Linked DNA regions of Homo sapiens: region 1 is linked to region 2. The links are chromatin contacts, found by Hi-C or POLR2A ChIA-PET in ENCODE. All regions are on one chromosome and are shown on one strand. Each heading gives the region's core, a stretch centred on a gene start or an enhancer-like site at or near the end of the contact. The rest is flanking DNA. Distances are from core to core; before and after follow the strand shown.

Region 1 (2,763 bases), core at 1-2,500, 1.0 Mb after region 2:
TTGGAGCCGAGACACTGAAGTATAGATAATTGCAAAAAGGTATGTTTTTGGGAGATGGGGCATTCCTTTCTTATCTCTGCAACTTGCATCTCCCAGACGCTCCTGAGGAGGGAGGGAAAGCCAGGGAGCCCCAGAGCTCTCCGGGATCCAGGGAGGAAACCATGGCTGGTGGCAGCCAGTTCTGTGTTCAGAATGTGCTTGCTGTCAAGAGTGCAGGCCTGGAATTCCAGCCTGGCCACAGGCCAAGGAGGGAATGGACCCATCCTGCGCATGGTGTGGGGATGAGAAGCAGAGCCCACCACGGGTCTCATTCCCAGACCCATCCGGTAACTGTCAGTTTCAGTAACTGTGAAGTCTGGGGCTTTTGGGGTGGGGGGCTGCAGGTTAAGTCCTGGGGAGAGCTAGAGCTACCTTAGGACCCTCCCCTTGAATGTTCCAGGCAGCAACCCCCCTCTCTTATTTCTTCCCCCACCAAAAGAATGCAGGCCACTAGGAGTGAGTGACCAGCGCCTGCGAGTTAGAGCTATTTTGGGCAGGAGAGCAGGCGTCGGATTCCAGTGTTCCAGGCAGGGGGAGGGGACGAGGGTTAGGCCTGAGGCGCTTTCCGACTCCCCAGCCTGCTGTGGGCGAGGCTCTAGGAGATGAGCTAGCTTCCCGCTCCTCCTGTCCCTGGCCTCAGTCTCCCATCCGTGTAAGGGCCGGGCAGCAAGGCTTTCATCCTTTGCAATTGAGAGAACGCTTCCTGATTGTTCTCATGGCTTAGAAATACCCCTTGATTTGCATTCGAAGGAAATAAGGAGGGCTGAACGCAGTCGACGGGTGGCCAGTTGCTGGGCCAGTTCGCAGTCCTGACTGTCCCTTGATTAGTCTTAGAGGCCCAAAGGCCTGAAGTTGGGCGGGGAGCCCCTCCCCCACACTACTGGTTCTGAAGGCTCCGAGTGACCGGGACCGACCGCCGGGGTGTGTCCCGGGACGGACTTCCCTGGCCGTGGGGGCGAGGCTTCCATAATGGGGCGTGACTTTTAGGGCGGGGGAGTGGCTAGCCAATGAGCAGAGAGGTGCTGGCCGGGGCGGGGCTTGCGCGCGGGTGCGGCGCGCTGCGGAGCGGCCGACGCAGGCAGAAGCCGGCGGCGCGCGGACAGCCAGTCGGCGCCGCGCGGAGCTGGCCGCTGGATTGGCTGCAACACTCGCGTGTCAGGCGGTTGCTAGGCTCCGGCCGCGCGCCCCGCCCTTGCGCTCAGCGCCCTCTCACCGCCCGGTACGTGCTCGCGCGAAGGCTGCGGCGCGGCGCTCGCGCCTCTTAGGCTTGGCGGTGGCGGCGGCGGCAGCTTCGCGCCGAATCCCCGGGGAGCGGCGGTGGCGGCGTCCTGGGGCCAGGAGGAGCGAACACCTGCCGCGGTCCTCCCGCCGGCGCTGGGTGAGTGCACCGCCCGCCCTATCCGCTGTGCCTGGCTGCTTGGGCCCCCATCCCTGCTGCCGGCTGAGCCTTCCGCGGAACACCTGCTGCTGCTCGCTGTTCGGCCCGGGGCGGGGACACGGCCGCGGACGTCCTTGTGGGTGAGGAGGCGGTGCCGCCCGGGCGGAGCCGCCCCTTTGCTCTGGGTCCCGCAGGCAAAGGCTCGGAGCGTTCGGCTGCAAGGCCCGGGCCGCGCGCCGCGGCGATGGGCCAGGCCTTAGCTCGGCCCGCGCTCCCGGGAACGTGGAGCCTGCGCCTTGGCCGCGGTCGTGAGCCGCCTGCGGGCCGCCTCCCTGGCTTCCAATAGGGGTTGTGGCCCAGTTGGGCCGGATTCCGACTGTGGGGAGTCGAGCCCCGCTAGAGGCAGGGAAGGGCACCGCTGCCGCCACTGCTCTGTCAGAGCTGCTCAGAGCCTTGGTGGGTTCCGTCATCCTTACTTGAGCTCCTTTGGAAGCTTGTTTACTTACTACCTTTTCACTTTGTATTTGGCAGACCTGGTTCACCTGCGAGTGTATTTGGATAGTGTCTCCACAGAAAATGTCGTCTCGGCTTGGAATCTTTTTGCCATAAATTCTAAGTTAGTTTCCTACAAACTCAACTGGTAACTTAAAATGCATCCTTTAATCTCTATAACTTGAAAAGTTCTTATTTTTGTAAATCGAGTTGCTTCAGAATTAGTTTTAATGGTGACGATGAAGTTTTGACTGGTTGAGGCAAGAGCCTGGGACAGCACCTTCATAGCGCAGAGTCTAACTTAAGATTCTAGCCTGCTGCTTCCCTAAATAAGCGAGTAGAAGTGACTCCTGGCATAGAAGCCAGACTCCGTGAAGGGAAGGTGGTGTTTATAGGACATAATTCCAGATAAAGAGCTGGATGTGCTTTCAGGTGTTTTGCAAAGTCTGGTGTAGATGGGGTATTGCAGTTTTATCAGGTTCTATGCTTAGTTAAGTTCAGAGACATTATTTTGGAATGTTCCTGTTCTAAAAAAGAATTCAACCGTACTACATTTTGGAGGCATAAAAATCCATAGTTTGAGTATGGAGAAGTTTAGTTGAACTTTTGTGGGTTTTTTTTGCTGTGAACTAAGGAAGAAGAGCTCATGGCCTGTGTCCTGTATTTTGGAGAAATCAGATTTCAGTAGGGAGTTGGATCCATCATGTGAAGACCCTATGGGATATAAAAGCTTGTGCTGACATGTGCTTTTGTTAAAAGAGGCACAGTGCAAATCCTCACTGTTCTTAAAAATTGATTTTGCAAAATGCATTTATTCATTTGAACAAATATTTTGATTCACTACCTGCCAAATT
Region 2 (2,831 bases), core at 164-2,663:
AGCCTGTCTTTTCCATGGCCTACAGGGAACCTACCCACTGGCTCTCATTCCTCTCTGACCTCATCTCCCACTAGTCTCCCTTTCCTCACTCCACTCCAAGCACATGGACCTTCTTGAAGTTGCTGGAACGCACCAAGTTGTCCCCAGCTCAGGGCCTTCACGACAGCTGCTATCTGTGCTGCTCGCTCCCTCACCTTCTTCAAGTCCTGCTCAAATAGTAGCCCCTTGGGAGGTCTTCCCCATGCACCCTATCAGATATGGCCATCCCACTCCCACCCTAGCACTCCTGACCCACTTTCTCTGCTTTATTTTTTCCATGCATATATCACATGACCTGCAACATGTATCCCATTTATTTGCTTTGGTTATAGTCTGTCTCACTCACTAGAATTTCAGCTTGGTACCTACATATAGTACGTACCCAGCAAAAAATGTACTCATCTGCCTAATCTCTGGACACTGTAGCATCCCAGCGCTCAGCACTGTTATTTAAAAAAATAACAACTTTGGCTGGGTGCGGTGGCTCACGCCTGTAATCCCAACACTTTGGGAGGCTGAGGCGGGGGGATCACGAGGTCAGGAGTTCGAGACCAGCCTGGCCAACATGGCGAAACCCCGTCTCTACTAAAAATACAAAAATTTTCCGGACATGGTGGCGGGCACTTGTAATCCCAGCTACTGGGGAGGCTGAGGCATGAGAATCGCTTGAACCCAGGAAGCAGAGGTTGCAGTGAGCCAAGATCGTGCCATTGCACTCCAGCCTGAGAGACAAGAGCAAGACTCCATCTCGGGGGGAAAAGAAAAAAAAGCTTTATTGATATATAACTTGCATACCATATAATTCACCCAATGTGTACAATTCAGTAGTTTTACTATATTAACAGAGTTGTATGGCCATCACCAAAATAAATTTTTTTGACCATTTTCATAGATGAACAAACAGAATTCGCAAACTGCTGCACCCCTGACTATATTATAAAACTCCTTACAGGGTTTTCCAAAGCTATAGGACCACGTGATATAACTCCCGTCCACTTCTGCCATCTCCCCGCCTAATCTCCCTCCACCCAAGCTGTGCTTTCCTTGGTTCCAGGAAAGCGACGAGCTTGAAGCTCTTTGCACATGCACATGCCCTGCTGTCTACCTGCAGTGCTCTTCCCGCGCACGGCCACAGGCCTGGTAGGCCGTCCGGTTAAGTACCCCTCCTACGGTTCCGATTCTACCCTGGCAGGACAACCCTAGCTCCTCGTACCTGGCGTGGCCCGACCAATCGTCTGCCACTCAGTTGACCTCTGACCTGTTAGTACCCGCCCCTGGAGCGCCGCATCCGGTAGCGAGAGTTCAACTTCCTGACTAGGAGCCAATCAGCGGGGCCGCCTCGCTGTCTACGACAAAGGGTGGGGCAGACGCTCCGTTTCCGGTGGCAGGGTCTGGGGAAGCGGCGGCAGGCGCCATGTCCGGCCGCGAAGGTAAGTGTTCCGGAACCGTGAGGACTGCGGGGACGGCGGGGTGGGGACCGGGCGGCAGGGGCAGGCCGAACGTGCTCGTGTCGCCCACAGGTGGCAAGAAGAAGCCACTGAAACAGCCCAAGAAGCAGGCCAAGGAGATGGACGAGGTGAGGGCGGGCGCGGAGGCACTGGCGGGTGCGGGGGCGCTGGGAGACAGGCCTGAGTTGAACACGCTCTGCCTCTCCCCAGGAAGATAAGGCTTTCAAGCAGAAACAAAAAGAGGAGCAGAAGAAACTCGAGGAGCTAAAAGCGAAGGCCGCGGGGAAGGGGCCCTTGGGTAAGTGGGGGCCGAATGGAGCTCAAGCTGGCCAAACGCTATGAGCACCTATTGGGATGAGGGCGCGGGCATGTCTTTTTCCTGCCTCCTGAACTGCGAGGTCTCGTTTTCCGACGTCCGCTGCAGCGAATGGTCTCTAGCCAGTCTAGGATTTGCAGCGGCAGTAAGGGCCGGGAGCTGGAAACGAGGTCTCCTGCCTCCCAGGCAGTCTGGGCTTCCATTCCTTAGGAAGAGCTGCAGAAACGGAAACAGTGAAATGTATTTACCTCAGACGCAGATTCACAGTTAAGTTTCTCAAAGTCTGACGTCGTCCGCAATCTTTTGCCCCAAATTCGTATTTCACTGCCTTCTAGTGTTTGAACCTTACTTGACTTAGAAGTTTTTTTGTTTTGTTTTGTTTTGTTTGAGACAGAGTCTCACTCTGTCTCCCAGGCTGGAGTGCAGTGGCGTGATCCCGGCTCACTGCAACCTCCACCTTCCGGGTTCAAGCAATTCTCCTGCCTCAGCCTCCCAAGTAGCTGGGATTACAGGCGCCTGGCACCACGCCTGGCTAATTTTTTTTTTTTGAGACGGAGTGCGGCTAATTTTTGTATTTTTAGTAGAGATGGGGTTTCACCATCTTAGCCAGGCTGGTCTTGAACTCCTGACCTCGTGATCCACCCGCCTCAGCCTCCCAAAGTGCTGGGATTGCAGGCGTGAGCCACCGCACCTGGCCAGTTTTTTTTTGTATTTATAGTAGAGACGGAGTTTCACCATGTTGGCCAAGCTGGTCTCGAACTCCTGACTTCAAGTGATTCACCCGCCTCTGCCTCCCAGAGTGCTCGGATTACAAGCGTGAGCCACAGCACCTGGCCAACTTTTTTTTTTTTTTCGTACTGCTTATATTATCTCTAATATATGCTTTTTTGCTTTCTGAGTCTTTTTACTTCTGGGTATGCCTAGACTAAAAGATAAAGTCCAGGCTCTTCAGTGTGCTGTTGCTCCATATGCTTTTCTAACTGAATCCTCCACCTTTTTTACATCTTTTATGTAGGAGAAATTCATTA

What was found. Hi-C counts contacts between places; a loop is a spot of excess contacts on that map. ChIA-PET counts read pairs that join two places held with the same protein, here RNA polymerase II (POLR2A). Pooled maps may share reads with other maps.
Region 1: a loop to region 2 is called in a pooled map, with 5 times the contacts of the local background. The contact joins the promoter of DAG1 here to the promoter of TMA7 in region 2. A Hi-C loop is called at or near these places in 5 of 50 pooled maps. POLR2A ChIA-PET finds 5 or more read pairs at or near these places in 2 of 52 experiments (A549 and Panc1).

What each region holds. Positions count from the first base shown.
Region 1 is chr3:49,469,017-49,471,779 of GRCh38, forward strand. It overlaps DAG1 (dystroglycan 1), which reads left to right and starts at 1,251. Exons shown (of 3, transcript NM_004393.6): 1 at 1,251-1,417. RefSeq lists a silencer at 930-1,669.
Region 2 is chr3:48,438,844-48,441,674 of GRCh38, forward strand. TMA7 (translation machinery associated 7 homolog) reads left to right here and starts at 1,414. Exons shown (of 4, transcript NM_015933.6): 1 at 1,414-1,469; 2 at 1,560-1,615; 3 at 1,698-1,785. The coding sequence starts at 1,454. CCDC51 (coiled-coil domain containing 51) reads right to left here and starts at 1,276. Exons shown (of 4, transcript NM_001256964.2): 1 at 1,145-1,276. RefSeq lists an enhancer at 1,082-1,221 and a silencer at 1,652-1,711.